Regions from separate parts of the Homo sapiens genome. Here region 1 is linked to region 2. The links are chromatin loops, found by intact Hi-C in ENCODE. Cell type or tissue: IMR-90. All regions are shown on one strand. Each heading gives the region's core, and the rest is flanking DNA. Links, peaks and the distances in the headings are about the cores only. Region 1 overlaps WDR59 (WD repeat domain 59). Region 2 overlaps ZNRF1 (zinc and ring finger 1).

Region 1 (8,327 bases), core at 7-8,006, 170 kb before region 2:
AAAATAATTTGACATGGTGGCATACACCTGTAGTCCTAGCAACTTCAGAGGCTGAGGTGGGAGGATCACTTGAGCCCAGGAGTTCAAGGCTGCAGTGAGCTGTGATCATGCCACTTGGAGTGCAGCCTGGGTGACACAGTGAGATCCTGTCTCTAAAAAAGAAAAATCACACCTAAAATGTAGGTTTTATTTCCATTTAAACAGCAACTGATCTCTGAGCACATCATTTGTTTAAAACAGTAAAAACTCAGTCTACACCTAGAGAGCAGAGATTCACCAAAATACTGTTACTTTTTGTGTTTTTCATAAAGCTCATGAATCATATGCCTAAATCCCTTGTTTTTTAAAAATGCTACCATTCTTAATAATTTTTATCACTTACTGCTGTATTTAACTTTAGTTTCACTATATATCAAGACTGCAATCATTTCTTATCTTTATTTATTTATTTATTGAGATGGAGTTTAGCTCTTGTCGCCCAGGCTGGAGTGCATGTGGCATGATCTCAGCTCACTGCAACCTCCACCTCCCAGGTTCAAGCGATTCTCCTGCCTCAGCCACCCAACTAGCTGGGATTACAGGCTGCACCACCACACCAAGCTAATTTTGTAATTTTAGTAGAGATGGAGTTACACCATGTTAGTGGGGCTAGTCACGAACTTCTGACCTCAGGCGATCCACCCGCCTCGGCCTCCCAAAGTGTTGGGATTACAGGCGTGAGCCACCGCACCAGCCATTTCTTATCTTTAGACCCTTATATAACAACTCTTTTTTGCCAAATTCAGGTCCTATGTTCAAAATAATAAAATGGTCAAGATGTCTTTTCAGCTTAAACTACTTTTGGGTTTCCCACATGGCCACAGGGTAAACTATAATTCGCCCCTCAACTTATAAAAGGAATGATACTCAAAATAATTAGATATGCTTGTCATTCTGCAGATTTTTAATGAGCTCTACACTGTGCATGCCTCCCTATTATCAAATCCACAGTATGTGGAAAGCTAGCAAAGAAAAGTTCAGCCTCCCCAGATTAATTATATACAAGTAAAATGTTGTTAATATGAATACATTTCAGCAACTGTTTACTTTTCAATTTGGATAGAAACATATTCACGTTCATGCATAAAGACTGGCATATAACTGTTAGCAAGATTAATCCTTTTTTTTTAAGAAAAAAAGAAAGATTTTGTTTCTAGATTTAAATATGTTCACCAACTGGTGACAATTATACAATTTATGGGATTAATTAGAGGACCCTGGAGATTTGATAATATCCTCACTGTTCATAACATGCTCTTGCTCTCAAGGCAATCACTGATGCAGTCTTATAAAACGATTATATGTCATTTGCAAACAGAAGACTTCATTCTATTTCAATCTGATACAGGTAGTTATTATAAATTAACCGGAGCCATTCCATCCCCCCATTCACAGATAATTTCTCCTTTTCATTTACCCTTTTCTAAGGGTCCCTGCTACAAGCTACAGATCAGAAAAAAGTCCTCTGAAGAAATATCAGGGGCCAGGTGTGGCTCACGCCTGTAATCCCAACACTTTGGGAGGCTGAAGCAGGAAGACTGCTTGAGCCCAGGAGTTCAAAACCAGCCTGGGCAAGACAGTGAAACAAAATATATATTTGTTCTTTATATATAGATATATACATATCTATATAGACAAAGAGAAATATAAAGAAATATCAGAAGAGCCTTGGTCAAAAAAGAACCAGGTTTCCTTGAGGGTTGATGTCCTAGGAAACAGACTCAAAGCTACATGTTTCTCACCAGAATGTAGCAAGGGTGGTCGGGCATGGTGGCTCATGCCTATAATCCCAGCACTTTGGGAGGCCGAGACAGGGAGAATGCTTGAGGTCAGGAGTTTGAAACCAGCCTGGCAAACATGGTGAAATTCCATCTCTACTAAAAATACAAAAATTAGCCTGGCATGTTGGTGCACCCTTGTAATCCCAGCTACTGAGGGAGGCTGAGACATGAGAATTGCTTGAACCTGGGAGGCAGAGGCTGCAGCGAGCCAAGATCACACCACTGCAATCGAGCCTGGGCAACAGAGCAAGACTCTGTCTCAAAAAAAAAAGAATGTACCAAGTGACTATGTCTGGATTTCCAGGACTCTCTTTGTCTAGAAGGCAGCAATTTTGTGAAATAGGCTGCTGTTAACCCAAGATCAGGGAAAAAAAAAGATTATGTAAAATGATATAAACTCATTTAATTGTAGTTAATGTTCTATTTCTAAGGGCCACATAAGAAAAATTCTTTTCTTTCTTCTTGATCTATCCCTAACCTTCAACTCAATTGTTTTGTAGTTAAATAATTTATAAACTGAAGTGAAATACACATTTAGTGATACCTTGCTCCAGCTGACCCCTTAGAATTTAGAAAATAAAAATATAATAAAAATAATTAATATAAATTATGAGCTAATAAATTGTCATATAAACTTAAAAATGATTATGTAGAAAAATTACACATATTGGTCCTTATCTACTAAAAAAATGGTTGAATGTTATGCAAAGTCCCTTTTCTAAGTTTCTTCACTTTTTATGATCATGCTATTTACATACATTCAATAAAAATTGTCTTGCTAGCACTGTGGGAGGCCAAGGCAGGTAGAGCACAAGGTCAAGAGATTGAGACCATCCTGGCCAACATGGTGAAACCCCATCTCTACTAAAAACACAAAAGTTAGCTGGACATGGTGGCATGCACCTATAATCCCAGCTGCTCAGGAGGCTGAGGCAGGAGAATCGCTTGAACCTGGGAGACGGAGGTTGCAGTGAGCCGAGATCGCGCCACTGCACTCCAACCCGGGTGACAGAGCAAGACTCCACCTCAAAAAAAAAAAAAAAATTGTCTTCCTTCTAGGATATAGTGGAATAAATCAAATACCATGCCAAAAATCTCATTTCATTAATAAGCTAAGCCTGCTGGTAAAGAACAGAGAAGACTTTGTATGGGGAAATAATGCCCCAGCCTCCCAAAGTGCTGGGATTATAGGCATGAGCCACCATGCCCGACCACCCTTGGTACATTCTGGTGAGAAACACGTAGCTTTGAGTCTGTTTCCTAGGACATCAACCCTCAAGGAAACCTGGTTCTTTTTTGACCAAGGCTCTTCTGATATTTCTTTATATTTCTCTTTGTCTATATAGATATGTATATATCTATATATAAAGAAAAAATATATAAAGTCCTCCCAGGAAACTGGCTGTTACCTGCTTTATTACCTAGGAAACCCCAGACTCACAGGTAGGAAAGATGACACTGAGTATCAACAAACTTGGGCATCTCATAGAAAGAGGTAGAGTTGAACTGGATGGCTTCTGGTTCCTGAACTTGGGAGACAAGCTGATTGGGGTACAGGGACAGAAACCCAAATGCAGCCGGGCATGGTAGCTCATGCCTGTAATCCCAGCACTTTGGGAGGCCGAGATGGGCGGATCACTTGAGGTTAGGAGTTCGAGACCATCCTGGCCAACATGGTTAAACCCTGTCTGTACTAAAAATACAAAAATTAGCCAGGCATGATGGCGTGCATCTGTAATCCCAGCTACTCAGGAGGCTGAGGCAGGAGAATCGCTTGAACCCAGGAGCGGAGGTTGCAGTGAGCCGAGATCACACCACTGCACTCCAGCCTGGGTGACAAAGTGAGACCCAGTCTCAAAAAATAAATAAATAAATAAAAACAAAAAATCAAACGTAATACGAACGAACAAACAAAAAAGTCACATCTGACACATTAAAAATAACTTACAACCCTAAGAGATTTACAAACTTCAAGACAGGAGTTAACTTTTAACTTAGTATATGACTGTAGTTTTGCTAATCATACCACAAAGATGTCATATATGACTATATAAATACAACAAAGCATTAAATAAATGACACTGAATCATAAAATTGCTAAACCAATTTCTGTGGTCAAACCCCTGTCCTCAGAGACCTGACCACAAGGAGGAACTACTGGAACAAAGATGACTCTGCCCTGCCATCATTCTGACCAAGGGTGAACATCCCATGTCACAGAGAGGAAAGACAAACAAACAACACTGTACCTTGTGATAAACCAGAAATAATCGGGTTACTGAAACACATAAAATCTTGAGCATTTCCTGTAAGTTAGAGAATCACTAATAAAATGACTCTATCCCTGAACTGTGAAATGCTGATGCCTGAAAACGTCAGAACTTTCTACATACGATAAGCATGTGAGGGAGCAGCTGTTTTTCCACCAGGAATAGACTAATTGTAAACTTTGAAACCTTAACAACTGTAGACTTTTCTCCTTTACTTATATCTGTCATACATATCTGACTTCCTTGCAGCTTCTTCGCAAGGGAACCTCTTTCCCTTTCTTGAGGCAGAGGCTCGCTCGGTCGCCCAGGTTGGAGTGCAGTGGATCAATCTCAGCTCAATGCAACCTTTGCCTCCCAGGTTCAAGCGATTCTTGTGTCTCAGCCTCCCAAGTAGATGGAATTACAGGTGTGCGCCACCACACCCAGCTAATTTTTGTATTTTTAGTAGAGACTAGGTTTCACCATATTGGCCAGGCTGGTCTTGAACTCCTGACCTTAAGTGATCTGCCTGCCTCAGCCTCCCAAAGTGCTGGGATTACAGGTGTGAGCCACCATGCCCGGCCAACTTCTTTCCCTTTCTAAGTACTTTTGTCTCTGACTTCCTTTCACAAAGGGAAAGACGAAAACCTTCTGAACAAATTCTAAGAGACGTATCAGAGGAGATGCTATGGCATGTCACTCTGCCATCATAACACAATGTGGTTATGCTGAACAGCACCATGCTGGGTCTCGCTCTGTCGCATTTTGCTGGTCAGCATAACCAAATTTATGTGTTCAGTTGCCCAAGAAGCACATGCACCGTGAAATACATACTGTGCTAACACACTGCAGCTTTCCAACCAAGGTGGAATCATACATCCCTGATGCCACCCAAACACTGCTCCTCCAACTTCCCCATGGGTGCCACTGACCTTCACAGAATTGTCTTGACTGGAGGTAGCAAGAATGTGCTCGCTGTCTGGGTGCCAGTCCAGGCCATGGATTTTGGAGAGGTGGGCGGCTAGATATTCCACTGCTGTACTGGGTTTCTGCAACAGATCAGCACCTAATATTATCGATTTAGAAAGAACTCTTTGAGTGTCTATCACGTAAAAGTCTGCTAGGTAGTGAGTGAGGATGCAAAAATACTACCAGATACTGTCTCTACCCTACACAGACTTTGTTTGTTTTGGTTAAGCCAAACAAAACACCATCACCAAAAGACTTATCCAACGCTCCTTCACATGCTCTGAAAATGCGCCTGTGAGCCTCGTTTCTTCCCACTTCAATGAAGGATACAAGGTAGTAGGTGCTTTTCACCCCCTTTTTTGTTTTTTGAGACGAAGTCTTGCTCTGTCACCCAGGTTGGAGTGCAGTGGCACGATCACAGCTCACTGCAGCCTCAACTTCCTGGGCTCAAGCAGTCCTCCCACCTCAGCCCTCCAAGTAGCTGGGACTACAGGTGCACACCACTAAGCCTGGCTAATTTTTTTGTATTTTTTCTAGAGATGGGGTTTTGCATGTTGTCCAGGCTGGTCTTGAACTCCTGGGCTCAAGCGAACCCCCTGCTTTGGCCTCCCAAAGTGTCTGGATTACAGGCACGATCCACTGTGCCCGGCCTCACACTTTAACAGTGCAGTCTGACAATTCCCACTCGTCTCCCCCATGATCACCCAAGAAGAGAGACTGAGACATCCAAATGGACTCAGCTTCAACAAGAGGGTAAAACCATGCATCTTAAAGTGATGGAGCACTAAGATTCCAAAGGAGAATGAATGTACATCACAAAAAAAAACAATACATGATTAATAAGCATAGAAAATAAACAGGCCGGGCACGGTGGCTCATGCCTGTAATTCCAGCACTTTGGGAGGCCAAGGTGGGTGGATCACCTGAGGTCAGGAGTTTGTGACCAGTCTGGCCAACATGGTGAAGCTGGTCTCGAACTCCTGGCCTCAAGCAATCCTCTTGCCATGGCCTCCCAAAGTGCTGGGATTACAGGTTTGAGCCACTTTTCCCAGCCCAAAATTTTTCCTGTCTTAAGGGAATAATCCAAACTCACAAAAAGCTTTAGATATAAAAGAAGTTCATCTTGGTGTTATCTGAAACACTAGAAAACCAGAAAAAAAACCTAAATGATCAACAAATGGGAAATAATGAAGCTGAATCAATATACTACAGCTATGCGACACCAAATGATGATACAATATGATGTAGCCACTGAAAATTATACTTAGAGCTTATAGTACGAGGATAATGCATCTGTTCTAATGTTAAATGAAAAAAAAGTGTACACAACTACGTACACAGTACGACAAACTAAGTTTAAAAAAAAAAAGCATAAGAACAGAAAACACCAAAATGTTAGCATTTGTCTCTGGGTAGTAGGATTATGAATGATTTTTATTTTTTCATTTATATTTTCTACAGAGAGCATGTATTACTTCCATAATTAGCATTAGTCTATGAGGATAAGAGTGCAGTCTCCAGGCTGGGTGGAGTGGCTCACACCTATAATCCCAGTGTTCTGGGAGGCCAAGGCAGGAGGATGACTTGAGACCAAAAGTCAAGACCAGCCTGGGCAACACAGTAAGATTCCCATCTCTACAAGAAAAAAATTTTTTTAATTACCTCATCATAGTGGTGCATACCTGCAGTCCCAGCTACTCAGCTGGGAGGATCACTTGAGTCCAGGAGTTTGAGGCTGCAGTGAGCTATGATTGTGCAACTGCACTCCAACCTGGGAGACAGAGGGAGACTGTCTCAAAAACAAAAAACAGAGAGCAGTCTCTAGAACCAGCCTGCCTGGGTTCAAATTTTGGCAGCAAATTTGCTTCAGTTTACTCATCTGTAAAAAAGGGATAATAATAGCACACACTGGCCAGGCGCAGTGGCTCACGCCTGTAATCCCAGCACCTTGGGAGGCAAAGGCGGATGGATCACCTGAGGTCAGGAGTTCAAGACCAGCCTGACCAACACGGTGAAACCCTGTCTCTACTAAAAATAAAAAAATTAGCCAGGCGTGGTGGTGGGCACCTGTAATCCCAGCTACTCGGGAGGCTGAGGCAGGAGAATCGCTTGAACCTGGGAGGTGGAGGTTGCAGTGAGCCAAGAATGCGCCATTGCACTCCAGCCTGGGCAACAGAGTGAGACTCTGTCTCCCAAAAAAAAAAAAACAACAACAAAAACAAACAAACAAAAACATGTACTTTAAAGGCTAATTATAAAGAGATATTAATCAATAAATGTAAAACTCTTAAAAGAAGGCCTATGTACAATAAATGCTCAGTAAATGTTAATATGATAGTCATACATGAGTCTGGATTAAAATCCACTGTTAGCACTGACACTGAACTTTGTGAAGTCTGTAATGCTTGCTGCCATCAGTGCTGCTTTGACACTACAAAGTGCCAGAGAAGTGAAAATATAATCAACAAGTTCTACAACTCACCTGAGCAGAAGTCCTAAGTATCATTATTTTAATTTTATTTATTTATTTAATTTTTGAGACGGAGTCTTGCTCTGTCATCCAGGCTGGAGTGCAGTGGCGCGATCTCGGCTCACTGCAAGCTCCGCCTCCCGGGTTCAAGCGATTCTCCTGCCTCAGCCTCCCGAGTAGCTGGGACTACAGGCGCCCGCCATCACGCCCAGCTAAATTTTGTATTTTTAGTACAGACGGGGTTTCACCATGTTAGCCAGGATGGTCTCGATCTCCTGACCTCGTGATCCACCCGCCTCAGCCTCCCAAAGTGCTGGGATTACAGGTGTGAGCCACCGCGCCCAGCCGAAAATGCTGTTATAGTGACAAACTGAATAAAACCAATCACTAGTTAGGAAATAAAGAAGGCCAGGAGCAGTGGCTCATGTCTGTAATCCCAGCACTTTGGGAGGCTGAGGTGGGAGGATCGCTTGACCCCAGGAGTTCGAGGTCAGCTTCAGCAACCTTGTCTCTACAAAAAAAAAATTTTTTTTAATTGGCTGGGTGTGGTGGCATGTACCTGTAGTCCCAGTTACTCAGGAGGCTGAAGCAGGAGAATAGCTTGAGCCCAAGAGGTCGAGGCTGCAGTGAGCCATAGTTACACTACTACACTCCAGTCTGGGTGACAGAATGAGGCTCCATCTCAAAAAAAAAAAAAAAGAAGGGGAAAATGGCCATAAAGGAACAGAAGACAAAAACTAACATATAGAAGATGTGGCCAGGCGTGGTGGCTCACGCCTATAATCCCAGCACTTTGGGAGGCCGAGGTGGGCAGATCAC
Region 2 (8,327 bases), core at 51-8,050:
ACAGCTTGCTGTTTGCTGCCCAGCCATAACCCACTCAGTGACAGACGAACACAGCTAAGGCCTCGCTGCCAGCCTTCTGACGGCGGGCGAGCACACGGTCTCTTCCCCTGCCCCAACTGGCCCTCTCCACCACCAACTTCTCTACTTTGGGTTTGTTTGGTTTTTTCCCTCTATTTTTCTGGCTGGTTTTTTGCTCTTTTCTCCCCTTGAGACCCTAATATCTTGACTTCATTGCCAAAAAACAACCCATTGAGAACTTTCTTCCTACTGATCCCATCTCTTTTCCCTTCTTTCCTCCTGGTTCCGGTCAGTTCAGAGGATTTAACAATCACAAGTGTCCTGCAAAAATGCCTGAACATTATTCTTAGGCCCTCGTGGATTTTTTTTTTCAGAAAACTTAAACAAAAAAAGACTTACTAAGAAATATGTACAGCTACCCCTGTTTTCAGGCACTATGTTTGAGAACATTTTAGCCATTGATGTTCACACGTGGCATCAGCCCATGCAAGATAGGTTTCTGTATTTATATATTAAAATACAAAAAAAAACTTATAAAATGTTTAAAAAAATGTTCAAAGCTTGGGAGAAAAGCTTTCTTCATTAGTCAAGGTGTTTTGATATGGTATTAAAATGTCTAATAAAAGATGGCACTGCGTGATTTTATTTTAATGAAGTGTTATACAATCAAGAAATGGGGGCAAGGGCCTGCCCCCCACTCCCTCACCTACCTCCTTAGCATTCCTTCAGGCTGCTACTCGGGGCTCCAGGTGTGTGAATTGGTCCTCAGATAGTCAGGCCTGGGTGGAGGGAGTGGCAAGTCAGGCGTGCCTCCTACAAGCTTCCTAACCTCTTAAGCATCATGGAACCAGTCAGCCCTCTGTGGAGTCATTGTGCTGGACCTCTGAAAAGATCTGCAGGGGCCAAGATGTTGCAGCCACCGGAGGCTGCAAGGATGTGGGTTCTTCCAGGTGTGGGCCCAGCCCCCCTCCTTCCAGCCTTTGCTCCCCATCCCACGTTCCACTCGCCCTGCCTGTTGTTCAGTTTGCGTCTCAGTGCTGACTCACGGGCATGCTTCATTGAGGCCCAGGAAGAGGCCCTGGTTTGGGGCTGTGCCAGCTCAGAGCCCTTGAACCAGAACCAACTGCTCAGGCTCACAAAAGTTGGCAAAATGCGGGCTGGGCAGGCAGCTCGGGGCAGGGAGCAGCAGTGCAGGCCTGGCCTGTGTCCCCGTGCCCAGCGGGCTCCCGGAGCAGCATTCCAGAGCCTCCTGCAGAGCCAGCGAAGGAAAGCTCTAGAGGGAGACGACTCCACCGCCTCTCTGCTCTGACCCTTCTCAGGCCCGCCTGATGTGCTGGACCATCCCCCTGCTGCCACGGCCCCTGGCTCCGCAGTCACCCTCCATCAGATGCTTCCAGAAGCACCTACTCTGTGCAAGGGCATTCACAACAGGCCAGTGGGCAAACGTGAGCCAGGGCCAGCGGAGAAACACTAAAGAAGACTCGGTGGTTCAGAGCCTGGGTCTCAGCGCGGGACCCGTCTGGGGTGAAGACCTTGGGGCTGTTGTGAGTCGGTGGCAGGAACGTGGGCTCTAGACTGTGCATTCAGGCTCTCCTACTTGGCAGAATGATCTTGGGGAAACGACTTCATCTGAACTTCAGATATTTCACATGTGAAGCGGGGACAAAACCATGCAGCTCAGAGGTCCCTGTGGGGGCTGGGGGAGCTGCCCTGCAGGTCTTGGCACATGCACAGCAGGCTCCCCATAGCTTTGTCACCACAAAGGGCACTGTTCTATTCACAGCACCTCCTGCTTCTGCCTGGCAACTGTGTCTCCCTGTGCTATATTTAATTCCACCAGCAAAGCTGGCGAGGCAGGGCCCAGCCCTGAAGGAGATCTCCTTGCCTGACCCCTGGACCTGGAAATGGAGGCTTCATGTGCCCGCCTTGGCGGCTTAAGCCTGCTGCTTTGGCAGTGCCATGGGTGAGCCGAGCAGCTGTGAGGTGGGTGGGGCAGGGCTGTAGCCCACGCCGGGTGCTATTCCAGGCTCTAGGGGCTGGTGCTCATCCCCACCCCCAGCGACTTCCGTCCTACCTGGCATGCTGCAGCCCTCTGCCGGCTGTGGTGTCCTCTGAATTTGGACCCAGGTTGCCTGCTCTTGTTGTGGGGGTGGGATTGGGGCTGTCTGTGTTTCCCAGGTGGAGCTCATGTTTGTGATCCTCTATCTGGACAGCTCTCCAGAATCCTGTGTTGCCCCTGTTCTGCCTTTCTGGGATGGGAGAGAAGGTGAGGGAGCCGGCGAGCAGGTTCTACCCTCTCTGCTAAGGGCCTAGCACACTTTGATGAGGTTCCTGGACGTGAGACCCTCACAAAGACCAACCATTCCTCTAATAGCCATTTAACGGTACTGCAGTTCATGGGAAAATGTCCTCATTCTTAGGAGATAGATGCTGGATTATATAGGTGAATGCCTTCAAGAAATGTGTAATTTAATTCCAAATAGTTCCCCCCAAAATACACAAAGCAAATAAGGCCAAAATGTTCATTGTTGAATCTGCAGTGGCTGGTATTTCAGTGAACAGTGTACTTGTTCTTTCAACTTTTCTGTATGTTTGGAATTTTTCTTAATAAAAGATTGTGGGAAATGGTCATTTGCTGAGCGCCTCCTAGTTGCCAGGCACTGGAGGGCGCATCAAAGAAGAGTCCTACCCAGGAGGGAGAGCGCAGCTGCTGCAGGATTCTCGCCTGGAAGAGTGGGTGGCTGGCTGGCTGGCTGGAAGGGGAGGGGCGAGAGGGCTGTCTCGGTGATGAGCACACGCGTGCTGGGGTGGTTTGGGGAGAGGGCTGAGATTTGTCACCAGTGAGCCCTTGGCACGGTCTCTGCTCCCCACCAGGGCAGCACGGGACAGAAACGTCACGGAGGAGTAGCCTCCAGGCTCAGGTTGGTGTAACTGCTGTCGGCTGGAGCCCAGTATTAGCACGGAGGAGGGGTTCCAAGAACTGAAGTTGGACTGGGGCGTCTCAGCGCAGCTGCCTCTGCCTAAGGCCTAGCAGCCTGCCTGAGCACTGACAGCTGATGGGAGGAGGAGAGGGGCGGAGGCCAGGGAGGGCGTGGGGTGTGACATGCCTCTTTCCAAAAGGGACCGAAGGCTAGAGGGGCAAGGAAGATGAGACAGCACTGCAGGTTCCTGGGACCTGCAGGGGATGGAGGACTAGCTTGGCTTCCAGGCTGCCAGGACTTACCTGACCCTAGGAGGAGGTTTGCCCAGGGCTGAGTGCCGCAGGCCCTGGGCAGAGGAGTCGTGAGCTGCAGATGCCGCGTGGTATCTGAGCTTCATGATTTCGGGCGCCCTCCTGTGGGCTTAGGGGGGAACAACTGCCAAGGTCTCAAGACGGGCTCCGGCCCAAGACAGGGGCAGGCCCTCGGGTGGACAGACCTTGAGGGCAAAACAGCTGGTGGTACGATACATCACCCCATGAAGAGGTGGGTGCAAAAATAGTCTCATCTCTGTTTCTAGAGACGTGGCAGCTGCTGAGGAACACATTCAGTGTGTTCAGAGGCCCGGTTCAGGCCCAGTTGGGGAGCCCATCCTGAGTGACATGTGCCGTGGGCAGGTCCTCAGCTCTGAGGCGGAGTAGCTGGGACAGGGACCTGGGTTCCTTTCCGAACCCTGAGCACCAACCTCCTCCCCAGGCTATAAGAAGTCAGAGGACAGCCCCAAAACAAAGGGGTCACTGACCAAAGGACAGAGACCCTGGAGGGGGAGGGGAGGAAGTGCTGCCTGCTGACTTCCAGGTAGCTGTAGGTGGGTTTCAGGTTTATTACAGATTTATTGGGGGAGGCCCCAAGGAGAAGACCTATCATCATGTCACGGGAGCTCACGTTCCATACCAGGAAAGGAGTGTTCCTGTCACCAGGTGAAGGGGGAAGGGTCCTGGGACCCCGGCAGTGGGAGGCCTCGGGGAGGGGTGTCATCAGAGTCTTGAATGGACCCAGACGCTCTCTTCCCGCCAGGACAGGATGCGTAGGAGCAGAGAGGAAGCAGCTTTGCTGGGAACCACCCTGGGTCGTTTACTGAACCAAAGGCTCCTGGGGCCAGCCAGAGGGCCAGGGAGGTAACACGGTGCTCAGGCTTCTCTCTGGGCCCTCTGGCCTTGGGCCCAGATACAGTGGGCTCGCTGGCAGGAAGACTGCCTCAGCATCTATTTCCTTGCAGGGGCCGTGGCATGAAGAAAAGTTCCAGAACCGGCTCCGTAGTCAGGGAACTTGTGGGCTAAGTGCTCAGACCCCCTTCACAGCACTTTGCCTGGATTCATGAGGCCTTGGGGGTCTAGCACGGCCTTGAGCTGCCGCATGGTCTCCACGCCCACGGCGCCCACCTCCTCCTGCAGCAGCTGCCGCTTGCCCATTCCGATGCCATGCTCCCCCGTGCACGTTCCGTGGAGAGCCAGTGCCCGCCTGGGGGCAGGAAGGAGACATCCTCAGGGGGCTCCCTTTCCTCTGCCCTCAGCTCTTCCCCTCCCTGGCTTTGCTCCTACCTGCCCAGCTGTTCTGCAAAAGCCTTGACCCTGCCCAGTTCCTCGGCGTCATCAGGGTTGACCAGCAGGATGCAGTGGAAGTTGCCGTCACCCACATGCCCGACAATGCTTCCTGGGGGCCCAGAGGACAGAACTATTCTCCAGCCCAGTCCTCCTCTTGCCTCCTGCTGCCCCAGGCTCTGATCAGCCCTGACACCTCCCCACCTCTCCCCAGCAGCAGGGTGGGCAGAACCTGTGAGTCCTGAGGCATTCAGATCCTCCTTGGTCTGCACCACGATCTCCGGCAGCCGGGAGATGGGCACACACACATCCGTGGAGTAGCCCTGGTCAGAGGGAAGCCTATGAGTTACCCCTGCCTGATTGGGTGTACGGGGTCACCGTGGTCAAGGCTGAGGATGGGTCGGAGGGCACTGGGCTTCAGCTCTTGGCCTCACACAAGGAAATAATCCTGCTCTTCTCTAGGCCTCAGCCCTCACCTCCCCCCGACACAACACAGGAGACCAATGGCCCAGGTGTGCTTGCCACACCTCCCCTGTGGCTCCCACCCCCAAGCCCCAGGCTGCTGAGCCTTTGCATAGCTGCCTGGAGCCCAGACTTCCCTTCCCCAGGTTAGGCTAACATCCCCCTCTCTATCATCTCTTCCTCCAGGAAGCCTTCCTTCCATGTACAGCTCCCAAGAGCACCGCACCGTTCCCATGACCTGGCTCACAGGAAGGGCTTTTGAGGGCTTAGCAGACAACTGTGCTTTCCCTGTAGACGGTATCTGAACAGCTGGGTGGGGCGGTCTGCAGCCCTTGTTTCTAGCGCCTGCTCAGCCAGGCCCAGCCCCGTTGTTGAGGCTCAGCCTGCTGCTCTGTGCAGTAGAGTGGTGGGTTGAGGAAAGGGTTTGTGGGCCGAGCTGTGGGCCCCATCTGTACCCCAGCCCCAGCTCACCTTGCAGCCTGGCCGCGTGGCCAGGGCTGCGTACCAGGCATTGTGCCGTGCTGTCCAAAGCCGGCTGCGCTCCTCGGCCTCCTTGGCCCAGGAGAAGTCAGAGGCTCCGTTCTGCTGGACTATCTCCTCTGCAGTTGGGGAAGGGGGGCTGACACCGGGCCGCCACTGAGGCAGCCCACCCTGCTGCCCCACTCCACCCCAGCATACCTGTGCGCTGCAGCTGCTCCTCCAGTGCCTGCTGGGAGCCATGGAACTCCAGGAAGAGTGTGGGCGCCACTAAGCAATTCAGCTTGCTGTACCTGTTGCAGGCATCCATCATGACTTCATCCAGGAACTCTGGATCCAGGGAGATGGCAGGCCAGGTGAGGCCTGGCCTTCCCAGGGGGCCTCTTCCAGGGAGCCCACCCTGACTGCCCCCATCCTCAGCTCACCAATGCGGGCTACGGGCACTGCAGCCTGGAGGATGTGTACAGTGCTGTCCACAGCAGCCTGGACACTGGGGAACGCACACGTGGCGGCCACTGTGGCCTCAGGGGCAGGGTGCAGGCGCAGGGTGGTGGCTGTGATGAGGCCCAGCGTCCCCTCGGAGCCCACGAAGAGCCCCGTGAGGTTGTAGCCGGCTGCACTCTTCCTACGTCCCAGGGACACACAAGGTGAGTACCAGGCTGTGTGATGAGGGATTTCTGGCCAGAAGCCGAAGCTGGAACCCAAGACACCGACCCCAGGCACTGAGGTCTGGGCTGGCCTCCCTCGGGCCCAGTTTCCCTGGCCCAGTGCTTTCTGCTCCACAAAGCCAGTCGGCCTCAGGCAGGGAGAGCAAACCCTGGTCCCATCCACTTTGGCCCAGCTGACAGGGCTTCAGAGCCTGAGGAAGCCTAGCCTGCCAAACCAGGGGGCCGCCAGGAGGTGCTTTTCACAGCCCGGTCTCTGCAGGGCAGCCCGCCAGCAGTGCCCAGGGCCAGAGCCCGGGCCCCCCGCAGAGGGCGCTCACCGGAAATGCCGGCCTCGGCCCGCCGTGTGCAGCAGCCGCCCGTCGGGCAGCACCACCTCCAGGTTGAGCACGTTGTCCCGCATGGTGCCGTAGCGGACCGCGTTGGTCCCCGACGCCCCGGTGGCCGCCATGCCACAGAGAGAGGCGTCCGCGCCTGGGTCTGGAGGGCGGCGTACAGAAGGCAGCCTCAGGGACCGGAGGTCCTTTCCCTCGGGCTGGGGGAGGAAGGTCCCCTGAACCCCAGACACAGCCCTGCTCCCACGGTGCCCTCAGGGTCCCAGGAAAGGTTCGCGAGTCCTACCCACGGGAAACCAGAGGCCGCTGTCCCGCAGGTGGGCGTTGAGGGCTTTGCGGGTGACACCTGGCTCCACCACCACAGAGAAGTCCTCCTGGTTCAGCTCCAGGATTCGGTCCATATGCGTCAGGTTAACGCAGACGCCGCCCTGGTTGGGGCAGGTGCTAAGACCACTGCAGACCTGGGTCTCTGACCTGGCCACGTCCCCGGACCACACCCCGCGGGTGTCCCCCCAGCAGCCAGACCAGACCCCCAGAGGCAGGCAGCCCACGGGCGGGAGCAGACCCAAGGTGCCGTGTGTGGCGGGGGAGGCAGCCACAGGTGTGCCAAGGTGTGCTGGGACCATCCTCGGGCCGGGCGAGGGAGCCCCACTGTACCTGCACAGCACAGACGCCACCCTCAAGCCCGGTGCCGGTGCCGAATGGGATGATGGGCACACCTTGGCGATAGCACAGGGCTGCCAGCCGGCTGACCTGCTCCACGTTCTGGGGCCACACCACAGCATCAGGAGGTTCGCACCTAGAACCAGACCCTCAGCGATTTAGCGGGGCGTGACACCCTCTGGTCCCGAGGTGTTGCAGGGCCTGAGGCTACAGCAAGCGAGGGGCAGAGAACATGCCAGAGCACCCCAAAACAGATGAGTGAGGAGGAAGGCAACCCAGCACCCTCTCTCTCAGCTGGGGTTGAATCCAGAAGACAGGGGAGGGGCCCGCGAACCCTCCCATACCTGTGCACCGACTCATCGCGCCCGTGCTGCTCTCGGACCACCGCGGCAGTGGACACGTGGGAGCCGCCCACCACGGCCTTCAGAGCCTCTACGAAGTCCCTGCAGAGCTCTCCCTGCAGGGAAGAAACACACTGCCAGGGTCCCCCGAAAGACACATGGGGCCACAGCCCTGCCCCAGTGTCGGGGGGAGGGCTGGGGGCTGGAGGCTGGAGTGAGCCTCCCCTGCGCCCGCCCCGCTGACAACATCCTTGCCAGGTGGGCCCACTTTAAACAAACCCACTATCCAGAAATGCCTCTTTTCCAAACAGAGCCATTGGGGGTCAAAGTTTCCCCTCAGAAAAAAACGCCACCAGAATTTTTTTAATGTTTTCTTTTTTAATAAAAACAGGGTCTTACTATGTTGCCCAGGATGGTTTCAAACTCCTGGGCTCAAGCGATCCACCTGCCTCGGCCTCCCAAAGTGCTGGGGTTACAGGCGTGAGCCACAGCGCCCAGCCATCCAAATAAAAAACCAGAATTCACTCTCCAAAAAGGCTATCAGCAGGGTTCCTTCAATAGCCAGCCCAGCCTGAGCAACCGAAAAGATCCCTCACTTCCTCCTTTCTCCAGGGCCAACCAAGCACCACCCCAGCCACAGGGAACTCAGAGCTTGATAAGGGAATTAGGGGGAGGAAAAGCTTCCACTGCCCCCTCCCCACTCTACGTTGCCTGGGGCTTCTGGGCCCTTCGTGGGGGGCGGGGCGCGGCGGGGCGGGGGATGTGTTTCTTCCCATTTTACAGATGAGAAATGGAGGCCAAGTTAAGGACAGAGCCTGGCCTGGAACCCAGGCCCTTTCCTTCAGGG

What was found. Hi-C counts contacts between places; a loop is a spot of excess contacts. Peaks named below come from ENCODE experiments on the same cell type or tissue, not always from the same donor. Only the 100,000 strongest peaks of a DNase experiment are listed, where the experiment ranks them.
Region 1: a loop joins it to region 2, with 11 times the contacts of the local background. A loop is called at or near these places in 5 of 110 quality-filtered maps.

Annotation. Positions count from the first base shown.
Region 1 is chr16:74,933,149-74,941,475 of GRCh38, forward strand. WDR59 (WD repeat domain 59) reads right to left here. Exons shown (of 26, transcript NM_030581.4): 8 at 5,002-5,118. Among named protein-coding and RNA genes, the nearest start is that of WDR59, 48 kb to the right of the region's middle. In IMR-90, for the core only: no CTCF peak of the experiment used is centred there; a DNase peak (open chromatin) is centred at 4,013.
Region 2 is chr16:75,108,065-75,116,391 of GRCh38, forward strand. ZNRF1 (zinc and ring finger 1) reads left to right here. Exons shown (of 5, transcript NM_032268.5): 5 at 1-2,930. LDHD (lactate dehydrogenase D) reads right to left here. Exons shown (of 11, transcript NM_194436.3): 2 at 7,484-7,596; 3 at 7,134-7,275; 4 at 6,763-6,904; 5 at 6,462-6,621; 6 at 5,902-6,101; 7 at 5,678-5,806; 8 at 5,471-5,598; 9 at 4,770-4,860; 10 at 4,538-4,649; 11 at 3,800-4,457. The coding sequence ends at 4,292. Among named protein-coding and RNA genes, the nearest start is that of LDHD, 4.6 kb to the right of the region's middle. RefSeq lists enhancers at 966-1,115, 1,146-1,225, 3,223-3,272, 7,947-8,241. In IMR-90, for the core only: CTCF peaks have their summits at 2,668 and 3,357 (motif pointing left); DNase peaks (open chromatin) are centred at 1,037, 2,717 and 3,337; H3K4me3 peaks cover 504 bases; H3K27ac peaks cover 2,388 bases.